3 separate regions of the Homo sapiens genome follow, and all the other regions are linked to region 2. Evidence: chromatin loops called from intact Hi-C (ENCODE). Cell type or tissue: OCI-LY7. All regions are shown on one strand. Each heading gives the region's core, and the rest is flanking DNA. Links, peaks and the distances in the headings are about the cores only.

Region 1 (10,888 bases), core at 1,454-9,453, 340 kb before region 2:
TGGACTCAATTTCAATACACAGGTTCCTACTCTTCAGTGGTGCTTCTCAGGTTGATAGGAAAACCTCTCACCTTTAGAAAATTATACAAAAATAAACATTGTGGCCGGATGCGGTGGCTCACGCCTGTAATCCCAGCACTTTGGGAGGCCAAGGCGGGTGGATCACTTGAGGTCACGAGGAGTTTGAGACCAGCCTGGCCAACATGGTGAAACCCCATGTCTACTAAAAAAATACAAAAACTAGCCAGGTGTGGTGGCGGGTGCCTGTAATCCCAGATACTTGGGAAACTGAGGTAGGAGAATCACTTGAGCCCCGGAGGCAGGGGTTGCAGTGAGCTGAGATTGTGCCACTGCACTCCAGCCTGGGCAACAGAGTGAAACTCCATCATCATCTCAAAACAAAACAAAACAAAAAAAAATTGTGTAGGACTCAGGCTAGAACATTGAAATATATTCAAAACAACACCAATAATGCATATCCTCTTTATTTGGCTTTTTAAAATCACTGTTTATTCCATTTGGTAGAGGGTTTTATTTTTTTCCATACAAATATTTGAACAATTTTGAATTCCCCAAAACCATACATAGACGATAAATACCATGCTATTAAAGTATTAAATTTGTACAAAAATACTTTACAGTTTAATACTTGTTTGTTACAAATAAAAATACATATTTAAGTGACTCATGATCTTTTTTTCTTTTTTCTTAACATGATCCTGCTTTATACTTTCTTGCCCTGGCGGTTCTGAAATGTGATTGAAATAATATTTTTTTTGCACAAAAAGAAAGGTGATTTTTTTTTTATATTTCCTTAAACAAAGGACACAGTGTTCGAATACTTTGCCTAAGTGGTAGTTTGAATTATTGACCAAAATGAAAATGTTTGGAAAATAATCATTTCAATATGGAGAGTCTACCATCAATATACAGATCTATTTATTTTTTTATGTTCACCAAATAATAACAGTTATTAGTGTAGCTATTCAAAATATCTGAACAAATGAAAACAGTTGCTGACAAACATTTAAAGCAACTGTCACAATTTATTGCTTTGAGGGATGGTAATAATTGGCAATGCATTTGTGAAAAATGTATTTACAATTTCGGTAAGTGGCATGGCTCAGAGCAAAAGATAGTCCAGTGTCATTTTTAAGTACATGTGCTGTACACCCTCAATATTACCAGTTTTCAAAACATGTCAAGCAGTATGAGTTTGGTTTGCCTATCATTAAGATGAACCTCATTTTAATAGACTCTTCATTCTCTGAAGTTCTTAGTCTTGAATTTTAAAAATAAGATAATATAACTAATTCTCATGTTTACTACACACTCTAATTCATTATCAGAGATTTTCAGCTATTAAAAATGTGTCCTTAAAAAAAAAACAGGTCACAAGACATATCCTGTTTGATAATTTGTTGCATAGGGAATAGCATACATCTTAGTTAAAATCATTCCTATACGTGGGCAAAACATTTACCACCACCTATTATGGTCTCCTACGTGCATCATTGCTGAAACATTTTAAGATAACTTAATTTTATACCTGTACCCCTCCCATTGTGGTAGTCCCAGCAGTTTACCAAACACTAGTTCCCCTAGTAGAGCCAGCCTATGAGAAGAAAAGCTTTGTTGGCCAAGTTCTTACATTAATGACTTCATAGTAAGAAACTGATTTCAAAGTGAATTAAGGAAATCATCACAGAGAATATTTTCAAACAGATGTTTCTCTTTTTAAAAAGTGATAGTAAGATGAACTTGTAAAAAATTTCCTCTGATGTTAATTGTAGAGTTGTGGGGGACGGCCTATTTTTCTCTACCGTTGGGACTGGCAGGGCATTGCCCACCATATACCATAGTGGTCACCAAAAAAGAAACCTCTTCAACTTGAAAAGGGAAGTGAACATGAGCCATGAGAGAGATTTAAAAGACCCCTGTGCTTGCAGTTAATGCCACGTTGATTGATTATCTGTGCTTCAAAGGTCACAGAAATCTTAAAGGATTTTTAGCACCATGTAGATATTGTCTTTTGTCCTGCTTTATAAAAAGCGTTGCTATAATGTATTAGTGGGTTCTCGTGTCTCCAAATTACCACCGTGGCTAGGCTGCTGGAAAAAAGCACTGTTCTGTTCACTCCAATCTCCTGGTAGACTCTGTTGGTCTATAGACTTCTGTGAAGCCAGTGGGTTTCTACTAATAACCAGGTCCAGCTTATTCCCGGATTCTGCTATGAGGGGCACAACAAGGCAGCAGTCAAAGTCTCTGGTTCGGACATGATTCACCTGAAAGGTCAAGAACAGCCATTTTGAATTATCGTTGTAACCATAATTCCCAAAACCCGGAGTAACATTTCAGGTGCAACAAGTTGTTTGAAGTCATGAAGGTGCTAAAATGAGCGCCATGAGGTCTATCCTTGTGACTATGCTGTGACATGGCTACTGGCTCAATTGCCATTGTCTGCTAGTAAATTGTAAGACTCTCGAGGGCAAGGAAGACATACACATCCTACCTATCCTCATGCCAAGGAGGTGGCTCCACCCACAGTGGGGGTGCTGCAAGTGCTGAATATTATCCCTAATTTACAGATGAGAAAAGCAAGCCACAAAGAGGTTAAGAGCTTTGCCTTAGATCAGTAGTTGGTAAGGGTCATAGGATGTAATCCCAGGCCAACTGGCTGATCTCAAAGCCTGTGCTCTGAATCACGATGCTGAACTACCTCTCCCACAAGCGAGCTCCACCAGGTGCAGTGGCTCACACCTGTCATTGTGGCACTTGAGGAGAACAAGATGGGAGGATCGCTTGATGCCAGGAGTTTGAGACCAGCCTGGGCAACATAGTGAGACCCTGTCTCTACTAAGAAAATTTTTTTAAAAAAATGAGCTTATCCCCTCTTCAGCTTATACATGCACCCATCTTCTTCCATTTCTCCTTCTTCACCAACACAAGTTTTTAAAATCACCCACATGCCGGTTCTACTCCTTGATCTTCCATTCTCTCCTCAGTTTTTTCAGGTCCTCCCTGACACATTGCACTGCTGGAAAATGACCCTACTTGTCAAATCCAGGAATGTTCTGGAGTTTGCATCCTCCTTGGCGTTTAGCATTTGCCGCTCGTGACACCTCCTCACCCTTAAAACTCTCCTTCCTTAGTTCTACAACCCCACTTCGTTTTGATCCTTTTACCATTTTAACTGCTCGCTTTCAGTCCTTTCCTGCCTTTATTTCTTCCTGTCCTTTACATTTGGTTATTGTGGCCAGGTGCAGTGGCTCACACCTGTTATCGCAGTACTTTGGGAGGCTGAGGTGGGTGGATCCCCTGAGGTCAGGAGTTCGAGACCAGCCTGCCCAAAATGGTGAAACTCCATCTCTACTAGAAATACAAAATTAGCCGGGCATGGTGGTGGGCGCCTGTAATCCCAGCTACTTGGGAGCTGGCTGAGGCAGGAGAATCGCTTGAACCTGGGAGGCATAGGTTGCAGTGAGCCAAGATCACGCCACTGCACTCCAGCCTGGATGACAAGAGAGAAACTCTGTCTGAAATAAATAAATACATAGATACATTTTGTTACTGTTAGAATCCATCCTTGGTTCTGTTCTCTTCTTTGTTATAAGGCCACCAAGGGCAACTTGTCCTAAACCCCACCCTTCAGTATCCTAAATCTTTAACTCTGGCTCTAATATCTCTCCTCACCAACAGATCCAAACCACCAAATGCTTCCCAGACTGCTCTATCACAATGTGCTGAAAATATTAAAGACTCATTAGTTCTGAAAGAGCTGTCTTATCTTACCTACCCCTACCTGGACTCCTTGCCTGTGATCTTCTCCTCCCCAACCCACCTTCGATAAACCCATAATAATATTGTATTGCCTTTCTATGTTACCAATTATATCATTATCCTGCTTAAGAAACTAATATGCCTCCAGCATAAAGTTCAAGAGCTTTACCATCACATTCAAGGCCCTTTATAATCTGAATGTAGTCTACTTTTACAGCCTCAACTGCGATGAGAGTAGAGCTAGCTCTATTTATGGATTAGGAAGACACTCATAGAAGGTAAGTAACTTGTCCATAGTTATTCATTCAGCAAATATTAGCATGTCTGCGGAAAACTAAGTGTCCCCAAACTCCTAGGATAAGACTAATTGTTCTATTGCCATAGTAAAAATCATCACCAGAATTGATTCCAAAACTATCAAATTGATCAGTGACAACTTGCTTCAGCGAACACATCCCTGAAAGCCAACCAATGAGTGGCAGCCTCCTGCTTTGAAAGTCAGCTGTTTGGTGACAAACTGTTTCCAGGTGAGTACACTGCTAAGACTGACTTCAACCCACTCCATTTTCCTGCAAAATGCTCTTCCCAAAAACTGTACATAAGATCAGAAATCTGCTTTCCTAAATAAAACTATACCTGACCTCAATGTTACTATATTTAAAGTAAGCAAGGTTCAGCTTTTTGGTTTCAGATATTGTGAGAGATACTGAGATATCAAATACCACATAATGGGAAATGAGAGAATAAGGTACTATCCCTGCTCTCAAAAAGTTTACAATCTGCTGGGGAGTATATGCAGGGAAACAGGAAGGTGGTTTTTTTTTTTTTTTTTTTGGAAACTCACTCTGCACCCAGGCTGGAGTACAGTGGCATGATCTCGGCTCACTGCAACCTCTGAACAGGCAGTTTTAATAATGTAAATTCTACCAAAAGCAAAAGCTGCTGTTCGATATAGGAGGGGCCCCTAGTCCAGACTTGAGGTAAAGGAGGTTGGGTGGTGTCTGGTGAAGTTAGGCTTTGAAGGGGAGTCCTCTAAACTAGTGGTTTTCAATTTGGCTGCTCACTGGAATCACTGGGGGAGGTGTAAAAACACACCGATGCCGTATCTGTCTCCTAGAGTCGCTGGTTTAATTGGTCTGGCATTTGATTGAACATTGGGATACATTCTCTAGGTGATTCCATTTTTTCAATCAAGGTTGAGAATCGCTGATCTATGTGAGACCAAAAAGTTGAGTCGGAATGAGGCAGGTAAGGCCTAGGGATTAGAAGAGCATTCAGAGAAAGGAAAGAGTATATAAGGCTCAGAGCCAATGCGCTTCTATTCTGCTGTGCAGTACTGAGCACTTTTATGTGACAGCATTGTTCTTGGAACTGAGAATAGAGTGGAGAATAAAATCGCTGCCCTCATGGAGTTACATTCTAGTGGGCAACACAGAATAAGCAAATAACTAGCATCATCTGTGGTTGTACTGCGAACCAAGAAAGAAGGGTGAAGAATGGAGAGGCAGGAAAGGCCCTTTTAGACGGAGTGGTTTAAGTCGCAGCATGTGAGCAGGGACCTGAAGTAGAGGAAGGAGCAGGGAAAGAGCCTGTGCATGTTTAGCAGAGAAGCGCCACAAGCTCAGGGCACAGCAGGTGCAAAGGCCAGGAGGTGGCAGCATACACCATTCCTGAAACAAATCCAGCTGAAGCTAGAGAGTATACGAAGAGGTTGCGCACAGTGGCTCACACCTATAATCCCAGCACTTTGGGAGGCCGAGGTGGGTGGATCACTTGAGGTCAGGAGTATGAGACCAGCCTGGCCAACCTGGTGAAACACGGTCTCTACTAAAAATACAAAAATTAGCCACGCATGGTGGTGTGCACCTGTAATCCCAGCTACTCGGGAGGCTGAGGCAGGAGAATCACTTGAATGCAGGAGGCAGAGGTTGCAGTGAGTTAAGATCGTGCCACTGCACTCCAGCCTGAGACTCTGTCTCAAAAAAAAAAAAAAAAGGAAAAAAGATTCTAACTAACTTTCCATCAACTTCAAAAGGTCCGTCATCAACCCTCCAATTAGTTAGCAAATTGCATTCTGGCTGGGTGTGGTGGAAGGCACCTGTAATCCCAGCTACTTGGGAGGCCGAGGCAGGAGAATCTCTTGAACCTGCAAGGTGGCGGTTGCAGTGAACCAAGATCACGCCACTCCACTCCAGTGACAGAGCGAGACTCTGTCTCAAAAATGAATGAATGAATGAATGAAGAGGCAAGACAAGATGCTGGCAAGGTAAGGAGAGGCCAAATCCCTGGGGCCTTGTAGGTCATGTAGAAGACAAGTGGTAGGAAGGACTAGACTGGTGGTGCCTGGAGTCGGATAACTACGTCATATTTATGGGACTACTGTGCGATGGTGGGAGATGACCGTGGTTGGGTGAAATCTGTGAGATTGGGAAAGATGGCTCTGAGCTCAGTGCCGAAAAAAACTGGTAAGAAACCACAGAACTTTGGGGTCTGGGTTAGAATTTACTAGAGCTGAAAATTCTTTATTCAGCTGTTTGCTTCTACTGATTCCATAATCTTGATGACAAAGGCTGAAAGGGAAAAGAGCAAAGGGCCCCAAATATGCAGGAGGATGTGGAGGAAGCTCCCAGTGAGAAATTACTTGCAAGGAATTAAAATTCCACCTGAGGTCTTACCTGTAAGAGCCTGTCATAGGGCTTTAAGCCACCAAGATCTCCTGGCCCAGCTGGGCGAATATTTTTGACATACACTCCTTTCTCCAGTAAGCCATCTGCTACACTGAACCCAAAGTCCTCCATGTCAGAGTCCTTGTACAAGGTCACCTGAAGAGAGAAAATGGGATGTGAATATTTAGCTGGGGTGGAGACTTTTCCTTCTGCAACTTCTTGATGAACAATCTTTTCACACGAATTTAGTCACATCATGATTTGTAATATCAGCATCAGTCAGCTCCCTGCACCAATCCTGCAGCCTTTTTTTCCCACTCCAAGAATATCTTTGGACTTTATGAATTCCCAACCAAAGCTGAAAAAGGAGGAGAACTGGAACGTCTGGGTCCTCCCTCCCTCCTTTTCAGTCGTCATCAGGGGGATATAGGAGAGAACTTCCTCAAGGCAAGTTGACTTCTACTATTTTCCTGGGGCAACCTCTGGTCAGAGGAGCTGCCCGCAGCAGCCCTTTACAACTGCTGAGATGTTGGGGAATAAGCCAAAGGCCTTTCCTTCCTCCCCACTCCTGCCTGGTGCTCTGCTAAGCACAGTGCTCGGCGTATCCTCTCTTTGGGCAAGTACCATGAAGTTCATCCTTTTATTTGCTCTGGAACCCCCAATGAGCACCATCACAGAACACTATGTAAAAGACCTGAATGTGTCTCTATGACAACACCTTGCTCTGCACCTCGGCTTAACTCGCTCCCTCAGCATTTGTCTAGGGTTTGATTTGGTAACTGAAGGCATCTACCCTGAGTGCTGCGGCCTGCCCCCCACCCCGGGTCTCTCTGCATCTAAGGCCAACCACAGCTGGCTAAAGCCTCACTCCTCCACCAGCCCTCACTCCTTCACCTGACCACCTGCGAGTGTTCATCTGAGGCTAAAATAATCATTTGTATATTCATCAAATATTTATTGAGTTCCTACCATATTGTAAGCACAGCATGGGGTGCTAGAAACAGCAGTGAACAAGAGGAAGAAAAGCCTGCCTTCCAGAGGCACACACATGAATATGTAGCAGTCCCCAAGCTCTCACCGCACTGGGCACTGCGCCCAGCAGCACACTCAGCGCTTGATGCTCAGTTAACGTTTGAGGGGGCCACGGGTTTTACCAAGTTGTGCCAGATGCCCTCCACAAAGACTTCAAGCAATGGTCAGGCTTAATTTTCTACTGTAATTATATATATATATTTGTTTTTACACAACTAATGCATGAATACATTCTTGTAAAATAGTCAAAACAAAAACAAAAACAAAATCAGAGCTATGCAGGGCAAAATGTGAAGGTTAAAACTCTTATAGCAAGTATCTTTGTTTATATCCAGTGATTTTACTTCAGAGGGCTATGGCATTCTGAAGGCAATATGAAAGTGGTCAGTGTGTGGGTTTTTATTTTACTGGACAGACAGCTAAAATATCAAGCTGACTGGGTCAACACTATTCACCAACCAGTCCCAGTGGTTATTGCCATATTAGAGGTGAGGAAATTCAATTTCACTGGGGTTATGTACCCGCTCAAGGCCACAAAGGTAAGAATGGTGGGGACGTGTCTGTGAGACTCCAGACACCAAGTGCCTAATGGTTCTATTCTCCTGCCACTAAACATGCACCTCTCGGCCTCACCACTTTCAGTGTCCTCCTGGACAGGAGCCACCCTCAGGAGCCGGTGAAAATGCAGTCTCAGACCCACCCCAGACCGACTGAGAATCTGCAGAACTAATGTTCCCTGAGACGACCCTCTTCACACGCTCATTCCATCATTGTGTGTGCATGTGTGTGTGTGTGTGCACACACACTGGACACTACTATGCGTCAGGGACTGTTTTAGGGACTGAGGATATTTTTCACAGGATAGAGTGATAAAAAAAGTAGAGCAGTGAGCAAAACACAACCTTTATGAGGACAGCCCAGTGAAGAAATCTGATTTAATCCTTATAACGATTCCGTAAGATGGGTAAGAGTCTTCATTTTAAGAGGTGACAGATATAAAGTTTTCTCAGTCTGCCCTCACTTATACAGGGATAGAGTAGTAAGCCCCACTTTACTACATAAAGGGTGTGTGGGGTTATGTGTGTGTGTAGCCTAGTGACACCAGCACCCCCACACCGGCCCCACCACCCACCGCCCATCTAACATGCTCACTGGTGATGCTTAGGGAGAAGTGGTTAGGTTCACACTGTGTGGTTGAGAGCACCCCTACCTTCCAAAGCAATACTCACCAGGGGGAGAGGGGAAGACTTTGCTGGTGGCCTGGGCTTAGGTTTGTGGCAGATCCCCACTCCCCAGCTCCTTGAGGGGAGTAGGGGTCCTTTTTGCTCATGGATATATCTCAAGCCCCTAAGGCAGCACCTGTCACATAGTGGGGTTAGTATTTTGACGGACAGAAAGGGCTTGTCCTGCACCTTATGAGGCTGAGGATCAACCATGATGTCCTGTGCCTTTATGAATCATTGCAGAGAAAGAGAGTGTGAACTAAGAGAGATTTAATTCTGGAGTTCCAGCCATCCCCCTCACCCCTCACCCAAGGCCATGCTGGGAATCAGGAAGGCTGTCCCATGACAAAGTGGCCAGGCAAGACAAAGCTCCAAGGTCGACACTGTGTGGACACGAGAGGGAGGGCACTTCTGGTACCAGGGCCAGGCCGGCCTATCTGTGGGCTGAGGAGACCCAGATTCCCGGACAGTGAGGAAGGTAGGGGGAGGGTCCTCCAATGGGGGATGCTAGACTTCTTGCTAGTAAGGCCTGTGGATGTTGAGTGAGCAGTTTAGAAAGCAAAGAGATATTACTGTCTCTACCAGCTTGTGGAGCAGATCATATACAGACAGGGAAATGAAAGCTCAAAGAGAAATAGCAACTTGCCCAGGATCAAACTGATGGCAACAGAGAATCGGCTCAAATCAAGGCTTCTGACTGCAAAGCTTAGATCTTGCCATAGCACACTCTCTCCTTGCCTAGCACACAGTTGTTTAATAAATACTCATTGCAGAGAGGAATATTTAGGCTGTTCCACAATTATGTTTTTGCCTTAGGCCAGATAGGAGATTTCTGCTCCTCTTTCCTAAGGAAAGGAAGAGTAAGTCACTGGAAGAAAATATTCTTGGTGAAAATTTCATACATATTCTAGAGTAGAGAGGTTGGAACACCCATCTATTCACCACTCAGATCCAACAACCACCAAGAGCTTGCCATGTTTCCTTCAGCTATCCTTCTCTTCTTCGGGGGAGTGTTTTCAAGCAAACACCAGTCCGCATGTCATTTCACTCCTACATACTTCAGTATACACCTCCAAAAAATATGATCACTTTCTTTCATAAACTCCACATCATTAATTCACTGGCAACAGCAACTCTTCTTATGTGATAGCCACCACTTCCTAGTCCATAATTTCCCCAATTGTCTCAAAAATGATTTTTTATTTTTATTTTATTTTTAATTTTTTGAGACAAGGTCTTGCTCTGTCACCCAGGCAGGAGTGCAGTGGCATGACCTCGGCTCACTGCAACTTGGCTCACTGCCTCCTGGGTTCAAGCAATTCTCCTATCTCAGCCACCTGAGTATCTGGGATTACAGGCATGAGCCACCACATCTAGCTAATTTTTCTATTTTTAATAGAGACAGGGTTTCGCCATGTTGACCAGGCTGGTCTTGAACTCCTGAGCTCAAGTGATCCGCCAGCCTTGGCCTCCCAAAGTGCTGGGATTACAGGTGTGAGCCACTGTGCCCGGCCTCAAAAACATTTTTTTAAGTTGGCTTGCTTAAGTCAGAATCCCAACAAAGTCCACACACTACCTCTGTGTTAAGTCTGTTAAATCTCCTCTTACCTGTGGTGGGTTCTCGTCCTTCCCCCTGTGCTGCTGATCTATTGCTGAAACTGTGTCATTTGCTCTGTAGTATATTCCTCTGTCTCCCACATTTCTCTAAATGGAAGTTAAATCTAGATGCTTGATTTCAGTCGAGGTTAGCTTTGAGGTGGGGACTGGGGGCAGGAACAGTTCATAGGTGGCACAGTGCTTCCTATCACATCATGTCTAGCTGTCCTACTTTGGGTGGGTTCAGGTGATGACAGCCTCATTCCTCTATTGTAAGGGTTCTCATCAATCTTTAATCTAAAGGTTTTATTTATTGATCACTGTCTGAATCAAAATTTCATTAGGGGTTGCAAAGCGATAATCTTTTTCTAATCCTATTAACATCTTCTGTATTTATTAGCCTAAATGATTTTGTAAAGGAGAATTCTCTTTTATCAATTAGTGCTGCTTTGTTACTCTGAAATACAGCTTTTACAAGAAGGGCAGAATGAATGAATGCTAATTCTTTCCTTTCAATTTCAAAACAGGGAATTTGTTCACTAAATACTTCGAATGGTGGCCCAATGAGAATTTGTGTGTGGGGAAGGTGGG
Region 2 (10,888 bases), core at 1,197-9,196:
AGTTCTACCATTCTGTTACAGTACTGAATTTACCAATTTCACTGGGCTGCTGTGATGATCAAATTAGATAATAAATAAGAAAGCACTTTGTCAATTTTCAAGTGCTTTACAAAGAGTACGACTGGCTATGAAAATAATATTCAAATATATGTGTATTTGTGTGTACACTGAAAAATTAGGAGGCTCCAGAGTCCATTCCATTTGTAATATAGTTATATAAGAAGCATAGACTCAGAAAACAACAAAGAAAAAGGTCTCACTCTTGTGCTTCTCTCTTAGGAAATTCACATTTTACCAAATCTCAAAGGTTTCTGCTCATAATATCTTGTCTTCCTAAGTTCATTACCAAAACCCAGAAGGGTCCTTTTCTTTCACTTAAAAAAACAGTGCCTATTATTTTCCACTTTATTTCCATAAAAATGACATTAAAGTGCTCCTTGGGGATGTTTTGCAAACACTTTCAATCACCAATCACTGACTCTGAAAAAAAAAAAAAAGGAAAGGCATTTTATTTTCCTTCAAAGGAGGAAACAACCCTCTAATAATGTCTAAAGGGGAAAAGGGCTCTATAAAAATGGGCGCCGTGAAAAACCATGGAAAAGATAAAAGAAGTCAGGGTTGAAGGACATTCTTCACTGGGTCTCTTCCTCTCATCAGGCACCTTCTTAACATCCAGGTGCACAAGCCCCCTGCAGTCTAGCAAGTACACCTTCCCTTTCAGGTCTGCACAGCTGCACAGTCAGGCAAGCAGCTACTAGAGGGCAGCAAAGGATCAGAAATGGGAGTGCAGGGCTCAGGCAGGCTGGCTGGGAACTGACCAGACGACCAAATTGAGGCCAGATACTTGAAGACAACCTCGGTCCAGTTTCCCATCAAAAGACAGGAAGGATCATGGGATCCCTCTAAGTTCTTAGATGAGTATAACAAAGCTTGTGTTGACAGTAATCCAAAAATTTAGCACAGTATCTGGTGACAGTAACAGAGGCCGAGTTGTCAAGAAACGAGGGGCACATGGGAAAGCCAAGGGGGAGCCGAAGTCCAGGAAAAGCAGGCGGAAGGTCAGGGGAACCTGGGTTCTGGTCAGAATTCTGGGAACCAATCAAGTCAATCATTGTCATTGTCATCATGATCATCATCAACATGGCTAGCACTCACTTACTTCTCTGTGTGCTAGCCATGGCTTAAGTCTATATATACATTTCAAAAGGCATATGCAGGAGAAACATTTTTACCTAGCTTTACTGAGGTGTATTTGGCATAAAATAAAAATTGTATATATTCAAGGTATACAACATGATGATTTAATATATATATACACTGTTAAATGACCACAATCAATTAACATATTCATCACCACTCAGCATTGATGTGGGTGTGACGGGGGTCATGAGGGTACTTAAGATCTACTCTCTTACCAAATTTCAAGTAAACAATACAGTATTATTAACTATAGTCACCATGCTGTACATTAGATCTCCAGAACTTATTCTTTTTGTAATTGAAAGTTCGTACCCTTTGATCAACATCTCCCCATTTCCCCCACTCCCAGACCTCTGGCAGCCACCATTTTACTCTTTTATGAATTGGACATTTTAATGTATTGTAATTTTAAAATTATTTATTTTTATTTATTTATTTATTTATTTTTGAGACAGGGCCTCGCTTTCTTGCCCAGGCTAGAGTGCAGGGATGTGATCATGGCTTGCTGTAGCTTCAGCCTCCAGGGCTCAGACAATTCTCCTGCCTCAGCCTCCTGAGTAGCTGGGACCACAGGCAAATGCCATCACACATGGCTAATTTCTTCTATTTTCTGTAGAGAAGGGCTGTCCCTACATTGCCCAGGCTGGTCTTGAACTCCTGGGCTCAAGCAATCCTCCTGCCTTGGTCTCCTGAAGTGCTAGGATTACAGGCGTGAACCACCACATCCAGCCAAATTTGACTTTTTTAGATTCCACATATAAGTGAGATCATATAATATTGGTCTTTCTGTGTCTGGCTTATTTCACTTAACATAATATCCTCCAGGCTCATCTATATTGTAGTAAATGGCAGGATTTCCTTCTTTTCATTGCTCAATAATATTACACACACACACACACACACACACACCACATACACCATATTTTCTTTATTTACTCATTTCTTGATGGACACTTAGGTTGTTTCCACATATTGGCTACTGTGCAATTAACACGGAGGGTACAGGTGTCTTTTCAAGATGCCGATTTCATTTCTTTTGGATATATACCCGCAAGTGGGATTACTGGATTGTTTAGTACTATTTTTAATTTTTTAGACCAAGCACGATGGCTCATGTCTATAACCCCAAGAATCTGGGACGTCAAGTCAGGAGAACCAGCTGAGCTCAGGAGTTTATGACCAGCCTAAGCAACATAGCGAGACCTTGTCTCTAATAAAAATTAAAAAAAAATTTTTTCAAAAAATTTTTTTTAATTTTTATTAGAGACAAGTTCTCGCTATGTTGCTTAGAAAAATTAACCAGGCATTGTGGTGTGTGCCTGTAGTCCCAGGTATCCGGGAGGCTAAGGCAGGAGGATTGCTTGAGCTCAGGAGTTTGAAGCTGCAGTGAGCTATGATCCTGCCACTGCAGTCCAGCCTGGGCAATAGAGCAAGACCCAGTGTCAAAAACAAAACAACAAAACAAAAAAACCTCCATACTGTTTTCCATAATGGTTGCACTAATTTACATTTCCAACAACAGTGTAAATAGGTTCCCTTTTCTCCATGCTAGCCAGCTATGCTATTTGCTCAACCCAAGAAATACAAGAATTAGTCAAGGGTAATTTTCATTTTATGAGATTTTTGTTTCATGCTTTAACTTCAGAACTAACCTCCACCACTCAACTCCAGTGCAACCACTACTAAATTCAATGACTTCTAAACCAAACCTTATTTGTCACTTCTCATAGTCAAGGTTTTTCTTTAAGGAATGTGCCTTCAGTCATTTGTATCTGTGGTCCTGGTGGAAGGCAAAAGCACAAACTATTAGAAACATTGGGTTTGTTCAAGTGCTGTGATTTGTGCTTAGGCTGAATAAGAAAAACTATCAAATGAATACACTAGAGGTTTCTTCCATAAAGCAAAGGGAAAAGTCTAAATATTTCATTAAAAATACAACAGGGAGGAATTTACTTTCAAGTTTTTACAAGGAATTAAAAAATACATATACTTTTCCAAAGTTAGATCCATCAACTTTTACCTTTCTTGTTATATAGATCTCTGAATGGTTCTTAATGGTTGCCTACGTTATCAAGCCTGGAATTCGACAATGCTCCCACCATGCCCTTGTCCACTCATTCTTCCGAAAGTTTGGTTCTAAGTCCCAGTGGTGAATGAAAGTGTCCTCTTTACAAGCATCTTTTATTCTAAAGCTACCTTTCTTTTGCCTTTATATCTAATACTTTATTTTTAGAAATGACATTAAAATTAGTCCCTAGGAAGAGAGTCCTTCCATAGATTCTCTCTCTTAACTTGTTTGCGTAGGGAAATGCAGGCGCTTAATTGATCAAAAGGGACTCACAGAAGGATGAACTATTTTGCAGAAGCATGCTAATGGAAATGCACCAACCGCTAAGACCCACTGCTCACAGGAAGCATCATAAAACTGGTGAGCTGATGGAAGTGCAAAGCTGTAAAGTAACAGCCAAATTTATCTTTTTTTAAAAAATAAAAGGTATCTTCCAAGTAGAAAATTAGAGAACCATTTGATATAATTCACTGCATTTGACAGCTTTGGAGTAGATTTATACCCTGCTTTTTTCCTCCCACCTTCAGTTTTCCATTATCAATCTCTCAGCAGGGTTTGGATTTCAGCATTGGCACCAATAGACAGAACTGGAAACAAGTGCATTCTGCAAATCACTGCATGCTCCCATGTCATAATCTCAATTCTCATTCCTCAGATACAGATTCTAGGTTGCAGCTGCAGATTAAAGTCAATTCTCTAAAATTACAACTGTAATTTCTCACTTATTTCAGGAGTTCCAATTGTGTAACCCTGTAGGAAGTTTCACTCATATGAGGAAGTTCAAATGAAACAGAAATTTGAGTGGAGAATTAAGCTGTCCCTTCCTTTTTTGGCACTGCGTCTACATGGCATCTTACAACTCTTTGATTGCTGTGATGACAGGCAGGGCCAAACTAGTCAGGAGACAAAAGACAAGGCCATCTATCACCATTATTTGGAAATTTCATCTAGCAAAGGATTTATGATCTGTTCATTTTGGAGGAGATTTAAAAAAAAACAAAGATTGAATAAAGTATGTCTGGTGATACATGAAAATGAGATGATGAGATGGATTTTACAGAAGACCTGGGGCTGACTGCATTTGGTCAGAAGTGCCACATTGTCATGGCAGAGAGGAGGGGATTTGTCTAGGACCACTGAGCACCACAGCTGAGAGTTCTTTGAAAAACAACCAGTACCCAGAGTATCCCAGAGGCAGTCAGGACAGCACAGTGATAAGAGTGTGGGCTCTGGGACCAGACTGCCTGGGTTTGAATCTAGGAAATGAGCTACGACAAGTTACTAAATATTCCTGTGCCTCAGTTTCTCTAGCTACTCATAGGATTATTACAGAATTATTTCGTAAGTCATGACTTGTGCTGAGGAGTCCTGACCTAGAACAGTACCTAACATATAACAAATGCTGGAAACCACTGTAACCTAACTTCATAGGGTGTTGAGAATGTTACAGGAGTTATGAATAAAGTGTTTAGGATAGTGCTTGATACATAAAAAGTGCTAGGGTGTTAGTCATTATTACTATGAATGTTGTTATAATAGTAACCAATAATTAGTAGTACCAGAGTTCCTTAACATAGTATGTCCCAAGAGAGCCAGGTCATGAGCTTATGAATGACAGGGTGATGTCTAAACTCAGGTTATCAAACTGGCAGCTCCAGGGCCACACGTGACCTGTAAGTACGCTCGTTTTGCCTGAGCTATGTTTAGAAATGTTTTAAATTATTTGCACACTTCAGAAATGTCTATAGTTTATTTAAAGTTATGGGTTTGTGGATTCTCTTTAAAAATCAAGAGCTCATTTCACATTGGGCCTGCATTCCCGCATGCAACTCTCAGTTGGGGCTGGACAATGGTGGCCTCTTTGGATATTTGGGGCATACATTCTCCAGGTCACCCCAGTCCCCACTAGGGTTCCTTCATTCACTGTTATCTGCCTGGCCCTTGTAGGCACCTGAGTTTGCTGTCCTTCTCCCTTGAATCTATTTTAGGCCTTCCGGGGTGATATGCTCTCAGACAGAATTTTTTTAAACACATTCTGGGCCCATCTGAGAATATGATTTTACTGGAGCTCTCCCCGGTAAAATGTACACAAATTTATATGCTCACATGACAACTGCAAGTGGACCACGGACTCCCTAAAGCCCATTCATGAAAAAATTTCCTGTTTTATGGGTCTATTCATGGACAAGAAAATTCCATTAATCCTCATTCTTCATTAGATCACTATTGTATCAAGGCGAATCCCATGATTTTAAAAATAGAAATTATACAGATACATAAAATGAAGGACTATGCTCAGGAAGAGTAAATCCTTTGAACTGATGATAAATTTAGTGGTTGATTTGATTGCACTCAAATTTGGCATCTTTATAACAAAACACCACACCAACTTGCTATCTAATTTCACCTCCTAAACACTTCTCAATTCTGCTACCTCTTCTCCAGATTTCTTAGCACTCTCAGGGCCACTGCCAGCCCAGACGGTACTATTATGAGCATCAGAAACAGCATCTCTTCCTCAAGACATTTTACTGCCATCTGCTGGGGAAAATGTGTCATACTAACTACATAGATTCATCACATCTAAGATGAGAATGCCACATACTAGACAGGGGTCCTTGAGGAGTGCACACCTGCAGAACAGTTTCCAGCATGATTTGAGTTGTGAGCATCCCTGACATGGGCTAAGCATTTCTACTTGAGGCCATTATCCAGAGGAGGCAGCAGAGAGTGGCCATTATGAGCTTTGTAGTTTTGAGTTTTTAAAAAACTTTTTTATTTTGAATTACTTTTAGACTTAATGAAAAGCTGCAAAAAAATGTGGAAACAGAGAGTTTCCACATATCCTTTACCTCTTCCCCAAGGAGATTTCATCCTATAATAATAAAAACAAGGGTTTGAATCATGATTCTGATAGGATCTTGGCAGATGGGCACAGTGCCAGCTCACAGTAAATGCTCAGTACGTATTATTATATGTTGTTATCATCTGCTAGCATCACTTTCCTTAACTATAAATGAAGATAATAAAAATATCTAGTGTGAGGATTATGTTACATTATTAGTAAAGTATTTAGCATAGTGCGTGATAAACAGTAATACTATTATTGATATTGCTGGTGATATTAACTTATTATTTCTGAGGTCTAATATTCTTCCCCAACCCACAGTCACCTAGTACACTGACATCCTGGTTTTCTAAGTATAAAATTATAAGTCATTACTATTCCTGAGATGCTTCCATATCCCAGGGAATAGATGCTGGTAACCAGTTCCCGGATTACCACAGTAGACATCCCAAAGATCAGGAAATACCCAGAGCCTAAGGGCAGAGCTAGTTGCAGGCTGAGGGTATGGCTAAGTGAGATCTCCTTTTGTGTCTTATCTGAGGTCCAACATCTCTCTGAAGCACTAAAGTCTTACTGATAACTGTTGTTGTTATAATTTCATAAAACAAAGGCAAATCTTTTTAAAATAAGGAAGAAAGCTTTTTATTCCCACTTCCAAATCATCTGTCTCTAACCAAGTCATAAAGACCATCAGGCTGCCAGTGCAGTACGATGTGTTAGATGTTCAACAGGAGTTCCTAGAACAGGCTCTACCTCCTCTGGGTGGAGAAGTGGGGCTGACCATGTGTGAGGAGGAGCCTTGCTCATAGGGGGAAGACACTTTTCTCAAAGCACTCCTCAACTGCTGACCCAGCATGCAATCTAACCTGTTTTTTTTTTTTTTATGGCATCTGTTTACACAAATTCTGACCAGGTGGCAAATTCTTCCCCTCTCCTGTCAGCCACAGTATGCTGGACAGAGAACACCTGTTCCAGAAGTGGACTGATTAGCCCAAGGTTGGGATACACAGCACGAGCTATGGGCCACACGAGAGGAGGAGATCCTGTGACTTGTCGGTGGTTGGCTCCACTCCTCCTCTTGGCCCTAGTCCATGTCTACCACTAATGGGATTGATCCATGGGCATAAATCTGAAAGCCCTTGCTAGGCAGGTAGGAGGTTATCTTATCCAAAACTGCTACAGTGTTGTTGCTAGCTGAAAGCAAATGTTTCAAGCACTGGGGAGGGAACTAGAGGTACAAAATTGAGGTTGATAATCTTCGTTTTTAAGGAGCTTCTTGGGGAGGGCATTGGTGAAGGTGATAGAATGGAATAAAAATATCACTTAATGAATATCTTTTCTGCAATGTCATTTACATATGCAGGGTATCTTTAAACAAGTAACAATAATTCAGTGGAATATCAGCTTTATTGATACTATCAGTAGGATGTGTGGATGCAAAAGGGAGAAAACAAATTAGTGAGAAGAATGGATAAATGAGGCAGTAGGAAAGGTTCACAGAGGAGGTGGGACTGGAGGTGGATTGTGAAGGATAACTAAGAGTCTGTCCATGGTGGAGCAGGCAAATATTCCAGGAGAAGAAAGAACTGGTAGCATGGGGCAAATGGGAATGAAGCTTGAAAGAAAACGGAAAAACTAAATGAAGAGGGGAAGAGAGAATCAAATCACAATATAGGCATAAAATGGAATAAGCTAATGATTAGCAAAATTACTATTATCTCAAAACCCCATTTTTTTTTTAAAGGACAACTCATAACACTTACCAGCTGTGCCACTCTTTAGGGTACTTTCACATCTCAAGAATGGTCCTTTGACCCAGTAGACATACAGAAACACAAGTCAACCTATTCATTTCTCTCAATCTACAGAAAACTCTAGCTCTGCAAGCTCCTTGTCATTTGAAGAATTTGATTCCTGATGAGTAAGTTGCTAGCCTAAAGAAAAATACCAATCTAAACATTATTAAGGACAGTGTAACAAAGAAGACATTCTACAAATTCTTTATTCCTGATAGTCATAAAGAGGCTACAAAGAGAATGAGTTAGAGAAAGGTGGAACATACTCAGCATGAAAAAGAAATTTTAAAAAGAATTATGGTTAGGCCAGGCGTGGTGGCTCTCGTCTGTAATCCCAGCACTTTGGGAGGCCGAGGCGGGCGGATCACAAGGTCAGGAGATCGAGACCATTCTGGCCAACACAGACCCCGTCTCTACTAAAAAAAACAAAAAACAAAAAACAAACAAACAAACAATTAGCTGGGCATGGTGGCGGGCACCTGTAGTCCCAGCTACTTGGGAGGCTGAGGCAGGAGAATGGCGTGAACCCGGGAGGCAGAGCTTGCAGTAAGCTGAGATCGCACCACTGCACTCCAGCCTGGGTGACAGAGCAAGACTCTGTCTCAAAAAAAAAAAAAAAAAAAAAAAAAAAAGAATTACTGTTATAGATTTTGTGATCCAAGAGGGATGTTAGGCAGCCTGCACCTAATAGAATTTGGTAGATGCAAAAAAAGTTGCTTGTTGAATAAATGACTGAATGTTCTACTTCAGTGGTTTATAAACTGTGCTTCCCAGAGGTGGTTCTGGGTTCTGTAAAGCACAAAGTAACTTCTGTACAACAGTGAAGTTTCAAACTACTCTGAAGACAAGTGTGATCCCAGTGCCTGACATATAGCAGGTGCTTTATAAACATTTGGTAGTGAATGAATGAAGGAACAAGCAAATGTATTAATGGATAGAGGAATGGAATAGTTTGAACTTTAACAACCATGAACAAAAGGACTAAAATCTAAAGGGAAAAAAGACCAATTTTCCTTCTCTCCTGACCTATCTCAAACTCCATCCTTGCTGTAACTTATTTCCTTTTGCATCAAGGGAAATATAAAAATGACAATGACCTTTCCCTCACATCAGAGAGAGGTGGAAAGAATAAATATGTTAATATGTGCAAAGCTTCCAGACTTCCTTAGAGAGAGCCACTACAGGTATTAATTTAATTATTATGAGCTTCTTGCAGAAACACAGCTGTTACACCTTTAAACAAACCATTTTTGATAATATTTCAGTTATCTTCAAACAGAAGGCAGAATGGGCTAGATAACCATAGGGAAATGGCCGACAACACAAATGCACCTGGCCCTCAGCTCCAGACTCACTTGGGGCTCAATTTGGGGCAGTCACACATTTGAGACTACTTTTTAAGATACTTTTGGTTTTGTGGTGAAGGGCTGAGAAGCGTGCTAACTGGCTGCACTGAGCTGAGTCAGGCACAGGGATGAAACTGATGCCTCTTTCTCTGTCCATAGACAGCTCCAAATCTGAACTAAATTCCAGGAGAGAAGGTGTAAGGAAGTGAAAAGCAACAGATTCGAAAGTATTTTTAGTGGGTTACTCTCTTTGTAGGAAGTTCTGGCCTTATTCAAACTATGTTTCTCATGTCTATATATTAGACAAATGGCTCTAATCAGCAAATGCAAATCAAGACCCCCTCAACAAAGCGAAGTGCAACAAGAATAAAAGCTTATTGATCCTCTTGTTATCGATCTGGACCATATATCTAGATTTCTCTGTATTCTACAACTAGAAAAAATCTTCAGTATGCAGTATTAAATACAGAAAAGAATTACGGTTACAGTATTTGTGATCCTATATTTGTAGAAAGCAATATGCTTTCTACAATATTTACAACAATCAGAGATTAGGAGCTTGAAAAAGAATGGAGCACATTGCTAAATGAGACTTGTGCCACCAGATATGGAGGTTCATGAGATTTGTCTCAAAATTCTTCTCTTCAATCAATATGTATCTAGACTTGAACATGCACTGAAAAGAATTAACATGTCAAAAATGTAACCAGGAGTGAACAAAGTAACTAAGATCACAATTAATTGTACTTAATTTAGAAAGAAAGTGTTTTTTACCTGTCAACTATGGGGAAACATCACTTTTTAGTATCAGGACGCCTTGTGTTTTTAAAAAATATTTGTTGAAGAGTAAAAGCTGTACCTGTGCCTTATTTTCATTTGCACACAGGATGTAAACACTTGAAAGTTCCACCATGAACCCACATTCTACACACGCAAGGCAGAACTTCACAAATGCTTCCCAGGACAGCTCTTTTTCAACTATTTCCTATTTGTCAGTTTGGCCACCAACCCGCAAGTCTCCTAGGCTAGAAATCTCGGCAGAGTTATTTTCTCTTTTCTTGCCTTCCTCCTTCCCTGTTTCTTGTTTGTTCGGTGAAGATAATAATAGTCTGGCCCCCCACCTCCTTTGTTGGCTCTAGGGTGGTCCTCCCACCCCATCCCCTCCAGAGGTTAATATGAATCTACCTATCGTATCTAGCTGCTCTGGAAGCCCAGTAGGTGGAAGCACCACTCAAGTCCTCTACCAATGTTACCATAACAAACTTGGTTATTTCTTTCTTTGACTTTTTAAAGCACAGTTTCTGGAGTAAGAAAAACTGTTCCTACTGTATGATTGTGGGCAAACTCATATTTTCATAAGTGGGGAAAACAGCAGCCTCTACCCTTGCAGCGTTGTTGGGAGGCTTAAGTGAAGTTCTCAGTCATGCAGCAGGCTCAGTAAATGCCAGCTGTTGCTACCATTACTATCATCTCCTGTCTATTCTCTTCTCACATCATCCAGCCCTCATCCACACCCACTTCACACTAGGTTACCACATGTGTCCCACAAGCAGATACTCATGACTAAACACCATCTTTCCCTTGGAGTACTGGATACTGGATACACAAACACAAGGAACAGCCTTTACTC
Region 3 (10,888 bases), core at 1,783-9,782, 420 kb before region 2:
TGAAAGGCTTCAATGAGCATGTCAGCACTCAAAAAGTTTTGGATTTTAGAGCATTTCAGATTTCAGATCTTTGGACTGGGGATGCTCAACTAGTATTTTCTAAAGTTTCTGCAATGAATGTGTATTTATTTAATTGTTTAATGGTGCCATTAGTATGATGAAAAATTTATTTTTGTAATCTTATTTAATGGTATTTTAATAGGAAACAAAAACTATACGCAACAATATATCAGTATTTTCCTTATGTAACTCTGTATAAGAAAGTTGTTTTATCTCCACTTTACATGTTATTAATTTCCTGTAGTAATATTCTACTGCTGTACTTCTTTAAACTTATTAATCACCTGTATTTCTATTCATATAAAGGCAGACAAGCCTTTTGTTGTTATTTTCTGGGAGAGGTGATTACAAGATATTGAAGATAACGACCCCTATGCAAATATTCAACGGACTAAGCTTAATTTGTACTACTGTAATGTGATATCAATTATGATTTTGTTTGCCGTGTGGAAGAACAGGCAGTATGCTAAAGCTACAGAAGGTACCTCTTCATAGTTCATCCTCTCCTAATGTTGCATTGATTGGAACAGAGACCACAAGAGAACAAGGGTAGATCAGCATGAAATGTCCTTCTGCTGGTCAATCAGGAACACTATGCTTGTATGTGAAGTGCAGGAGCAGTTAGATCAAGGAATGTTAACATTTAATTAAAGAGCAATTAAGTGTTAATTTAATTTCTAAGTTCAAGGAATTTAAAGCCAGTGTGGTTAAAAGTAATGAAATATAAAGTCCACTGGTTCTGTGTATGCTCTTCTATTCTCATCCTCATATACATCTCTTCCCTTTGGAGTTCATTCACTCGCTGCTGACCTCCCTCCCAGACACTTTTACTCTGTCCAGTGGAATGTTCTCTTGCTTGCAAAGAAACTCCACATCATTCTCAAGCTATTTAAAGACTTTTTTTTGGCCGAGCACAGTGACTCTCACCTGTAATCCCAGCACTTTGGGAGGCCGAGGCAGGCAGATCACTTGAGGTCAGGAGTTCGAGACCAGCCTGGCCAACGTGGCTAAACTACATCTCTAGTAAAAATACAAAAATTGGCCAGGTCATGGTGGTGCCTGCCTGTAATCCCAGCTACTTGGGAGAATGAGGCAGGAGAATCACTTGAACCTGAGAGGAAGAGGTTGCAGTAAGCAGAGATGGCGCCACTGCACTACTTGGAGATAGAGTCGGACTACGTCTCAAAAACAAAACAACACAAAACACACTCACACACACACACACACACACAAAACAGCATTGACAATTTCTGTTGTCTTAACAAAACCCGGCTTTCATCCAAGGATACTGCTTGGCTTCCTTTACCACTCTGCCCAGCAAAGGGTGCTCATTCTTCCATGAGCCCAACACCTCTAGGTCTGGGAGGAGTGGGCCAGATCCTCCTAGCTCCACACTGTTGCTCCTACACCACTGATCTCACAGTGCCGGCCTCATGGGCATGTGTCCAGTGCAGTTACACAGGGCCTCGTGCACAGATGCCCCATGCTTGGGGTTTCATACTTTGCAGTTGCCGTCTTGAAACTCTTAACAATTATAGGCTGATTCATGTCTCCTCCAAAATTCTTATAAGGTTGTAACCCTCAGTACCTCAGAATACAGTGACTTAACTTGAAGACTGGGCCTTTAAAGAGGCAATTAAGGTTAAATAAGGTCATTGGGGTGGGCCCTAATCCAATAGGATTGATAGCCTTATAAGAAAAGGTTAAGACACAGACAGACACAGGTAAGACCATGTAAAGACAGATGGAGATGGCCATTTACAAACCAAAGATAGAGGCCTCAGGAGAAACAAAACCTTGATCTCGGACATCTAGCCTCCAGAAATAGATTTCTGCTGTTTAAGCCACCCAGCCTGTGGTACTTTGTTATGATGGCCCTAGAAAATGAATACAACAATTTTACCTTTTATTTTGTGTTTTATCAGTGAGGTCTGATGGGATGCTGGGGCATGCACCAGGGGCTCGAAGCCTTGGCTCATGTGGGCTCCTGCCCCTTGCTGCCTCCCCACCTCTCCAGGTCAGGTTCTTGGCCTCCTGTTCCCTGCCCCCTGGGTCCTGTCCAGCCTGCCTCTTTCTGTCAGATCCTCAGGCAGTGACCAGGTCGTGTCAGTGGAACAAGCCCACCTGTGTTCTGCCATTGCCCTCTGCTCCTGTTGGGAGACTGGATGCAGGTGCAGGTGGGGCAGAGGTTAAGTGAGCATCCTTGGTGGCATCTTTGGGTGGAGCATGGCAGCACCATCTTCCCTCCAGGATGGCAGTGCCACACTGTGTTTGTGGGCAACTTGTCAGGGCTAAGTGTAGTGAATGCTTGTAACTTTATGTTGCCTCAGCATCCATTGTTAAATACAAGTTTAACTTTTTCATTCCAGAAATAAGGCTCAGTCATGCTTGACACAGTTTCCAATACTATTTCTCACTCAAATGGCTCCAGCTGGTAGCCAGAGATAAAAACTGGAAGAATCTCTCACCCAGCAAGCTGGGCTCCCAGCCTTCACACTGCTTTCTTTAAACGAAACATTCATTCTGTTTTTTACTGGTACATAATATTATACATTTTATGGAATACATGTAATATTTTAATACAGGTATACAATGTGTGATGATTCATTGTATACATGTATTTCAAATATTCACACATTGTATACATGTATTTCAAATATTCTCTATTGAATATTTCAAATATTCCACATTCTCTATTTTCTCGCTATTTTGAAATATACAATATACCATTGTTACCCTACTGTGGTATTGAACGCCAGAACTCATTCCTTCCATCTAACTGTATGTTTGTACCCATTAACCAATCTTTCTTTATTTCTCTACCCTGTTCCCCACATGCACCCCCTTCCCAGCTTCTGGGAACCATCATTCTACTCTCTACCTCCATGAGATCAACTATTTTAGCTCCCACATATAAGTGAGAACATGCAATATTTGTCATTCTGTGCCTGGCTTATTTCACTTAACATAATGATTTCCAGTTCTATTCATGTTCCTGCAAATGACAGACCATTCAGACATTGGCCCTCGAACTCAAAGTGACCACCTTTCAGTCACAGCGTGACCTCCTGGAACTAGTACCTGCTTGCTTTAAACCCACCAATTAAAACTCCCTGCAGGAAATCTGTTTGGATAATGCCCTGTACCCAGTAAAGGCGTTGGCCCCTGGGTCCCTTCTCTCTCTGCCTGAGCTTGCTGACCGTGTCGTGTGTGTGTGTGTGTCTGTGTGTGTCCTCCAGGCATGGTGTGTAACCCCCCCAGGGTCTGTATGCACTAAAAACTCTTAACCTTTCACATGATGGTTGTGTCATTGAAGCTTGCATGCAACCCCTAATGGTGAGCCCAAGGAGATGCATGCAAGTGGATCCCCTACTGATGTGCTACTGTCTGGTCTGCTGATGGCTGCTAGAAACAGTAGCTACCAGCCAAGTTGCTAGAAAAACTCAAAACACTTCATTCAAAACAGACAGACTCTTGCCAATACTGATCCAGGTCCCAAGGGCATCCTGATGTGGAGGTTGCCACTCCTTGATTCTTCCCCTTCTGCTGTGGGTGGGGGCGGTGGCCTGTGGGAATGAGGAGGTGGATCTCCCTGTCTCCAGCTGGGGTGCAGCACTTCAGGGGAGGTAGAACTCAGAAGCCAGTGGGCCATGCACTGAGTCAGGGGACAGAGCCCCCACTGGGTGTCTCTGCACTCCCTCTGCAAATATCCCCATGTCTGAGGGAACAAGAAATGAAATATCAAATAAAAACACCATGACAGGTCAAGAGAGAGAAAGACTGCAGAAGGAAACGGTTTCATATTTCAGTACCTTTCATGGCACTATATTTAGGCCCCCCATTTTTGTTTTGCACAGCGCCCATCAAATTACATAGGCAGTCCTGCCCAGCCCCATACAAAACAGTCAACACTTTCAGGGCTCATACAATTTGGTGATTTCACCCTCTGCATCTCTGCTCAGTACCCTTGCTTCTGGACATACAATCTACTCTCTTAGCTAGTATCTTTATCCCCACTCCCAGCTACCATAGTTTACTCATCCATTATCAACATGCCAGCGCATGTACAAAACTAGTTCTCTAAAAACAAAACAAAGCAAAACAAGCAAGCAAACAAGCAAACAAACTAGCTTTCTGTTTTACTGACCTTGAAACCCACTCTGGAAGAACAATTCCCTCTTGTAGGCCACCCTTATCCTTTTCATCACCCAATAGCTCCACCTCTCAGCACTGGAAGGAAATGTGAAGGTTTTGGGCAAGTCAACCAGCTGTGTGATACCACACAAGTTAGCTGCTGTATTGGAGCTTCAATTTCTTCATCTGTAAAGTAAGGAGAATAATATTAACTTTATAGGTTTTCTGTAAGGATTAAATAAAATTCTATGGATGATGTGCTTAGCATGGTGCCAGGCACATAAGACATTCTCAAGAGATGGCTAGCGCTTTCCTCTTCAATCACAAACTCCTGTCTCTGGGCTCTCAGTCTCTTGCCCCCATCAGAACTGACCTCCAACACCAAGACCCCCGGCCCCTCCATGTCTCCATTTTCTGTTACTTTATCATTACACCATCCTCACCTCCACCCTCAGGCTTTATGTCCCTAATTTTTATTTATTTATTTATTTTTAAAATTTTTTTTATTTTAGCAGCATCCTATTTCTTTTCTGCCTTATCTGATCTGCAAAATGCTGGCCCTGGGATCTGCGTTTTCTGTTTCTGTGCCTGGGTGCTGTTAAAGCCACCGCAGCACCCAGCAGACACATGCCACTACATATTCATGGGTTCCCCTTGGGTTAGTTTCTTTCTGCTGCTTAGGGGTCTTTTTGCTTGTCCCAGGCCATCCATCACCCCTTACTCCACAACAGTTGTTAGAAGGCTTCTCTTCAAGCCTCCTTGCCTTTTCTATCCCTCTGGCTCTCAGGCACTGCCTCTGCTTTCAACTGCAGAGAAAAAAAATAGCAGGTATTGGGCTTAACTCTTCATTCCTGCTTTTGCTTATGGACAGATCCACAGAATATGCATTCCTCGCTCCCGCCTCCCGTCCTTATCTTCTTGCCTAATCCAAATGTTTTCTTCTATGCTCTTGATCCCTTTTCTGTCCTTTATTCAATCAATCATCTTTCCTACTTTATCTTCAGCCACTTATTTTTCATGTCTGCTTCTCCTGAACACATAAACATAGCTTTTTCAATATTTAGGAGGAAAACCCCTTCTTTCATCATATATCTTCATGTAACTTCCGCTTCTTCTTAGCCAGGCTCTTTGATAAAGCAAGCTCTGGCTTGCTCCTTCTTTCACTTCCTGTTTGTTCCTCAGCTCCTACATAAAGGGTTTGCCCTCCACTCCATTACCATTTCTCTCTCTCGGAAAATCCATGGCATCCTGGCTGCCAATCATAATGATCAAAATTTAGGCTTCACCTCACCTGATTTCTCTGCGGCATCTGATATTGTTGAGTACTTTCTGGAAGGTCTCTCTCTCTCTCCCTCCCATTCCAGGAGATGGCTCTCCCTTGATTCTATTTCTACCGCTTTGTTCCTTCCCCCTCTACCTTCTTCATTTCTTCCTCCTCTGTTTCCTCAGAGGCTGCCATTCTCTGGGCTTCTATTAGGTTGGTGCAGAAGTAATTGTGATTTTTGTCATTAAGGTAATGGGTTTTACCTCGCCGCTGCTGTGAACAGAGGTGTTATTTAAAGGTAACTGCCACTCCAGCCCTGCTGGGTATTCGTAAGATCTCAACCACATGTGCTACGTCCCGTCAGCTGGGAGTATTTGCTGTAGAGATGTTTGGGCCCACTGGCTCTTCTTTCTATCCATAATCACAACATTTTAAACTGTTGCTTATTCTCTAGTTCCTCTTGTGTCTAAGCCACTTCCCAGTTCTGTCTTTGCTCCCTGACTTAAAAAATCTTCTAGTCTGTCTGACATGGTCTTTCAGAGGGCTGCAAACAGTTAAAGAAGCCCATTTTTATACAATCTCTTGTATCTACGGGAGGCCTGGTTCATCCTAGCATTCTGACTGTGGTTTGAGCAGTATTTGTTACCTCCATTAATATCCAAGAACAGTGTTTGGGGGACATTATCCCCAAAGACCAGATTAAAGACCAGACCCTGTCGCGTGTCATGGCTTGGTCCTTGCCTACTTTTCTAACCCTATCCATTCTCCTGGAAGTGCTCATTCCTCACCAAATAAAACCACTGGCAGTTTCCAGGAGGCACCAAGCTGCTCAAGCTCTTTGTGTGAATGGCCTTTCTCACTTCTACCCTCCTCTGTCCAGCCACCCTACCTCCCTCTCCTCCAGCCCTTGCCAAGTTAACTACTTCCACTCTCTGACTCGTAGCTCTGATCAATCTTTTCTACAAATGCTTGCTTCTCAACTACCATCCGAAACTTCACTTTCAATCATGTCTTTGTCTCCAGAGCCCAGCCAGGCAGCATCTGTTGATTGGCTAAATAAGTGAACAAAGCTGGAGGAATGCTTCATTAGAATTCCACTAGGGGTCACTTTCTCTACATTCCAGGAAGAAATAGTGCAGGCACTTAGCAAATCAACTTTCTGAAAAATTCAGCTTTGTTTAATTTTTAAAGTAATTTGTTGTTTATTTGATGGAAACTGAAATTCTCCATGTTGTACAAGCCTCGAAGCACCGTATGATTGCAAGGTCTTTCTGGTTTTACGGATAATATCAATATTCATGTTTGTGTAAAAAACTGAAATTGAACATGGCATTTAATTTTGCATATTAATAATTCAGATCACTGAATTTATATGAAAGGTGCTTTCCTATTTTTAGCTTAATAGCTTTAGATAAGGTTAATATTTAATTAGTTCATTTCAAACATGTTTCTAAATTATCCCAAATATCTGTTCTAAACCTTTATTTCTTTTCTACTTATTTTCATTTAATTTCAGTTGCAAAATTAATGATGTATTCTTACTGATCATCTTGATCTGCCTTATATCACAGAGATTTTAATAAGGGGAGCTGAAGAGAGGGAAAGTGATTTTACTAGTAATTAATAGCCACTAAAATGCAATACAAAGACATTTAGCACAGACAAAATGTTCTAATATTTCAGTTACTTCCTTAAATGCAAGATTCTTGAGGGGCCTCCAAAGCAGCCAAGGTATTAAGTTTCTGTTTTTAAGGAAAAATATTGTTCTTAGCAACATTAAACATAGCATAGTAAATAGTTAAACACTAAGCTATATTTCCTGTCAAACTTTTAAGACACAGAGATATCAACAAATGATGAACTACCATGAGGTAAGTGTATGGACAGAACATGCAACAGGTGCCATTGGAACACAGGGAGGAATTACGTAAAGATGGTTTCCTGGCAGAGTGGGTTGCAAGGGATATTTCCTGTAAGCTTTGGGCAAACATAACAGAAGCCTCCCTTTCTAATGACTGTGTATAGGCTTGAGCCATTTCTCCAGAGTATGTCAGGGAAACTCCATCTACATTAAGTAAACCCAGTGTGTGTGAGCATACTGCATAGAGATTTTGGTATTAGAGATACTCTTACTACTATGGCACAACCTCAACATTCAGTAAACTGGAGGAGGGCCTTGCTTCTTCACCGTGGTTTTATTTTATTTTATTATTATTTTTTGAGATGGAGTTTCACTCTGTCACCCAGGCTGGAATGTGGTGGCTTGATCTCGGCTCAGTGCAATCTCCACCTCCCAGGTTCAAGGGATTCTCCTGCCTCAGCCTCCCAAGTAGCTGGGATTACAGGTGCCTGCCACCACACCCAGCTAATTTTTGTATTTTTAGTAGAGATGGGATTTCACTATGTTGGCCAGGCTGGTCTCGAAATCCTGACCTCAGGTGATCTGCCCACCTCGGCCTCCCAGAGTGCTGGGATTACAGGTGTGAACCACCACGCCTGGCCATCACCTTGGTTTTCTGCCCATATCTGTGCCAATTCTGGAAAGAATTCTTGGAACAATCATGATCTGCATGAGTTCTATGATGAATCCCTAAAGCATGGGTTTCCCACACAGTTGGAAGCCATTTCTGTGTCCTCTATCTGGAATGCTCCACCTGCCCGCAATGCACTGAACTCTTCCTCTTTTCTGGACATTAACAGAAAGGTGACTTCAGGCTTGGGCTGTATCCTTTCCTCTGAGAAAACCTTCTTTGACCTCTCAGATGAGGTTAAAGCTCTGTTTTAGGTGATCTGTTAGCTCTAGACACTTCCCTTTTGTAGCATTTATCACTGTTGCACTTTGCATTGGGTTTCTGGTCATTATTGAATATCCGTGTCCCAGACTCAGCTAAAAGCCCCAAGAGAGCTCCAGGTGTGTCTCTGCTCACCTGTACCTAGCAGAATGTCAGGCATGAAATAAGCATTCAATAAAGATTTGTTGAATAAATAAACTCAGATATGATATGAATGTCCTAAAGGACGAATAAATAACTATTTAAGCTGCCACACCGATGGGTTGTTCTGGCAAAAGAAAGAACAAATGTATGCCAGCCTTTCTTCCCAGTGAGACTTATGGGAAAGGTGAGCAGAGGTCCTCTGACTTTGAGTTCTGCTTAGAGAAAAAACTCTATCTTCAGTTTCTATTAAATCTTTTTTTTTTTAATTTCGAAATGGAGTTTTGCTCTTGTTGCCCAGGCAGGAGTGCAATGGCATGATCTCAGCTCACTGCAACTTCTGCCTCCTGGGTTCAAGCGATTCTCCTGCCTCAGCCTTCTGAGTAGCTGGGATTACAGGCGTGCATCACCAGGCCCAGCTAATTTTTTTTGTATTTTTAGTAGAGGCAGCGTTTCACCATGTTGGCCAGGCTGGTCTTGAACTCCTGACCTCAGGTGATCCACCTGCCTTGGCCTCCCAAAGTGCTGAGGTTACAAACATGAGCCACTGTGCTCAGCCAGTTTTTATTAAATCTTTCAAAGCAGAGCTCTAGGGTCTAGAGTCTATGTTTTGTTTGTTTGTTTGTTTAGACAGAGTCTCACTCCTATCGCAAAGGCTGGAGCGCAGTGGCATAGTTTTGGCTCACTGCAGCCTTGACCTCCCAGGCTCAGGTGATCCTCCCACCTCAGCCTCCCAAGTAGCTGGGATAACAGGTGCACGCCACCATGCCTGGCTAATTTTCTGTATTTTTAGTAGAGACAGGGTTTTTCCATGTTTCCCAGGTTGGTCGTGAACTCCTGAGCTCAAGTGATCCACCTGCCTCTGACTCCCAAGGTTCTAGGATTACAGGTGTGGGTCATTGCGCCTGGCCCAGGGTTCTGTATTTAGGAAAGTTTTGGAATGGAAAGAGAGGGTCCTGGATTATGATGGATAGATGGGATTGAGCAAAGGGTAGCCAAAATGTTCTACATAATAAAGAAACAGGAATGTTAGCTATTTTCCTTTGCAGCCCAAGAAACTTGTGATTTGTAATTCTAGATGCAGGGAAGAGACTAGATGTGAAAACAGACTCTGTGGGAAGGAATGGGCCTCTAGAATATATCACCAAGTGAGAGATCTAATGCTATTACTCATTTTCCTTCGTCTACTACTACTGGCATCATTTACTACGTCAATAGCTATTCTGTGTTCAAATACATTATTTATGTGATCCTCAGAGGAATCCCAGAAGCAAATTTAGGTTTATCACCATTTTACAAAGGAGGAAACGAAGACTAATCAGTTAAGTAACTCATTCAAGGAGGCACATCCAGTAAGGGGCTACTCATATGCTATCCTGCATTGAGGAAGGAAAAGGCATTTTAATGGTAGTGTTTGTTCCCTGATGGTAATTTAAATAGTTTCTTGTTTTGAGTTTCTTTGACCCATTATCCCCAACTCTTCGAAAAAGGCTTAGGTACCACCAGATGGAGCAGGTTTACATTATCAGTGCTTTGGGAAATAGGGAGAGCTGTGCCTTAGCTTAGGGTAAAGAGAAAGGACAGCAGAGACAAGAAACAAGACAGCTGTGGGGTTGGAGAATTGAGCACAGTAGGAGGTGATGAACACTAAAGACAAAGCTTCCCCCTCTCCCTGTACCCTGATAAACATTGTAGAGATACTAGACTTTCTGCAATTATATGAGAGGGAGGACTGAGTTATTTTATTTGGATCTTACCAGATAGGTCAATCCCCGAAGGCCCGAGGATTTGGGAACACCTATTTCTCCTGTTGTCTCAGAGGTAGATGCATGCCCATTGGTGCTTGACTGCCAGCCCTAATCTGGTCTCTCTTTGGTCTCTGCTGAAAAGACTCTACACCTGGACCCACCAAAGACAGTTCTTCCTTGTCCCCATTTTGCTGCCTTTCTGCCAGTGTCCAAATTCACCTGTACTTCATTTTTCTAACATTCCTCCATGCTACTGAGCCTTTCTTTGTGCCACACTGACCAGGGAGGTTCACCTCCTGCCCAGAAAATGGGCATTTTCTCAGATAACTTTTTACATTTTTAGATCATGTCAAAAGCCTATAATGTTCTGGGCAAAAAGGAAGGTGGTTTACTAACAATTATAGGTTCAGCCTACTATACAGACATAATAGGTCCCTGTTTAACGGGAGAAGAAACTGAGGCTTTCAGAGGTTGGCTGCCTTGCCCAGTTCACGCCACTGGTAAATAGTAGACAAGTAATGACAAAATAAAATCATTAACTCATTCCTTTAGATTTGTTTTAAATTTAAATTTGTTTAAAATCAATATTTTTTGGTATACTTTTATAAATGTTTTCTTGTGAAATAAACATACATACAGAAGATGCAAGAAGCTTGAAGGTACAGCTTAAATTATCACACACAAAAAACCACCCATGTAACTACCATTCAGACCCCAAAATAGCATGTTGTTAACATTTCAGAAGTCTC

What was found. Peaks named below come from ENCODE experiments on the same cell type or tissue, not always from the same donor. Only the 100,000 strongest peaks of a DNase experiment are listed, where the experiment ranks them.
Region 1: it touches region 2 in a loop (8-fold over the local background); 23 of 110 quality-filtered maps call a loop at or near these places.
Region 3: it touches region 2 in a loop (7-fold over the local background); 61 of 110 quality-filtered maps call a loop at or near these places.

The regions. Positions count from the first base shown.
Region 1 is chr12:66,346,962-66,357,849 of GRCh38, forward strand. It overlaps GRIP1 (glutamate receptor interacting protein 1), which reads right to left. Exons shown (of 25, transcript NM_001366722.1): 24 at 6,456-6,602; 25 at 470-2,285. The coding sequence ends at 2,058. LOC105369811 (a long non-coding RNA gene) reads left to right here and starts at 10,177. Exons shown (of 3, transcript XR_945040.3): 1 at 10,177-10,888. In OCI-LY7, for the core only: a CTCF peak has its summit at 5,427 (motif pointing right); a DNase peak (open chromatin) is centred at 5,420.
Region 2 is chr12:66,688,289-66,699,176 of GRCh38, forward strand. It overlaps a transcript of GRIP1 not described here. Among named protein-coding and RNA genes, the nearest start is that of GRIP1, 15 kb to the left of the region's middle. RefSeq lists silencers at 804-853, 5,621-5,915. In OCI-LY7, for the core only: CTCF peaks have their summits at 5,816 (motif pointing left) and 6,018; DNase peaks (open chromatin) are centred at 3,613, 4,043 and 5,793; H3K4me3 peaks cover 647 bases; H3K27ac peaks cover 2,517 bases.
Region 3 is chr12:66,263,425-66,274,312 of GRCh38, forward strand. No RefSeq gene overlaps it. Among named protein-coding and RNA genes, the nearest start is that of MIR6502, 18 kb to the left of the region's middle. RefSeq lists an enhancer at 8,355-8,980. In OCI-LY7, for the core only: CTCF peaks have their summits at 6,571 (motif pointing right) and 6,770; DNase peaks (open chromatin) are centred at 5,327 and 6,537; H3K27ac peaks cover 323 bases.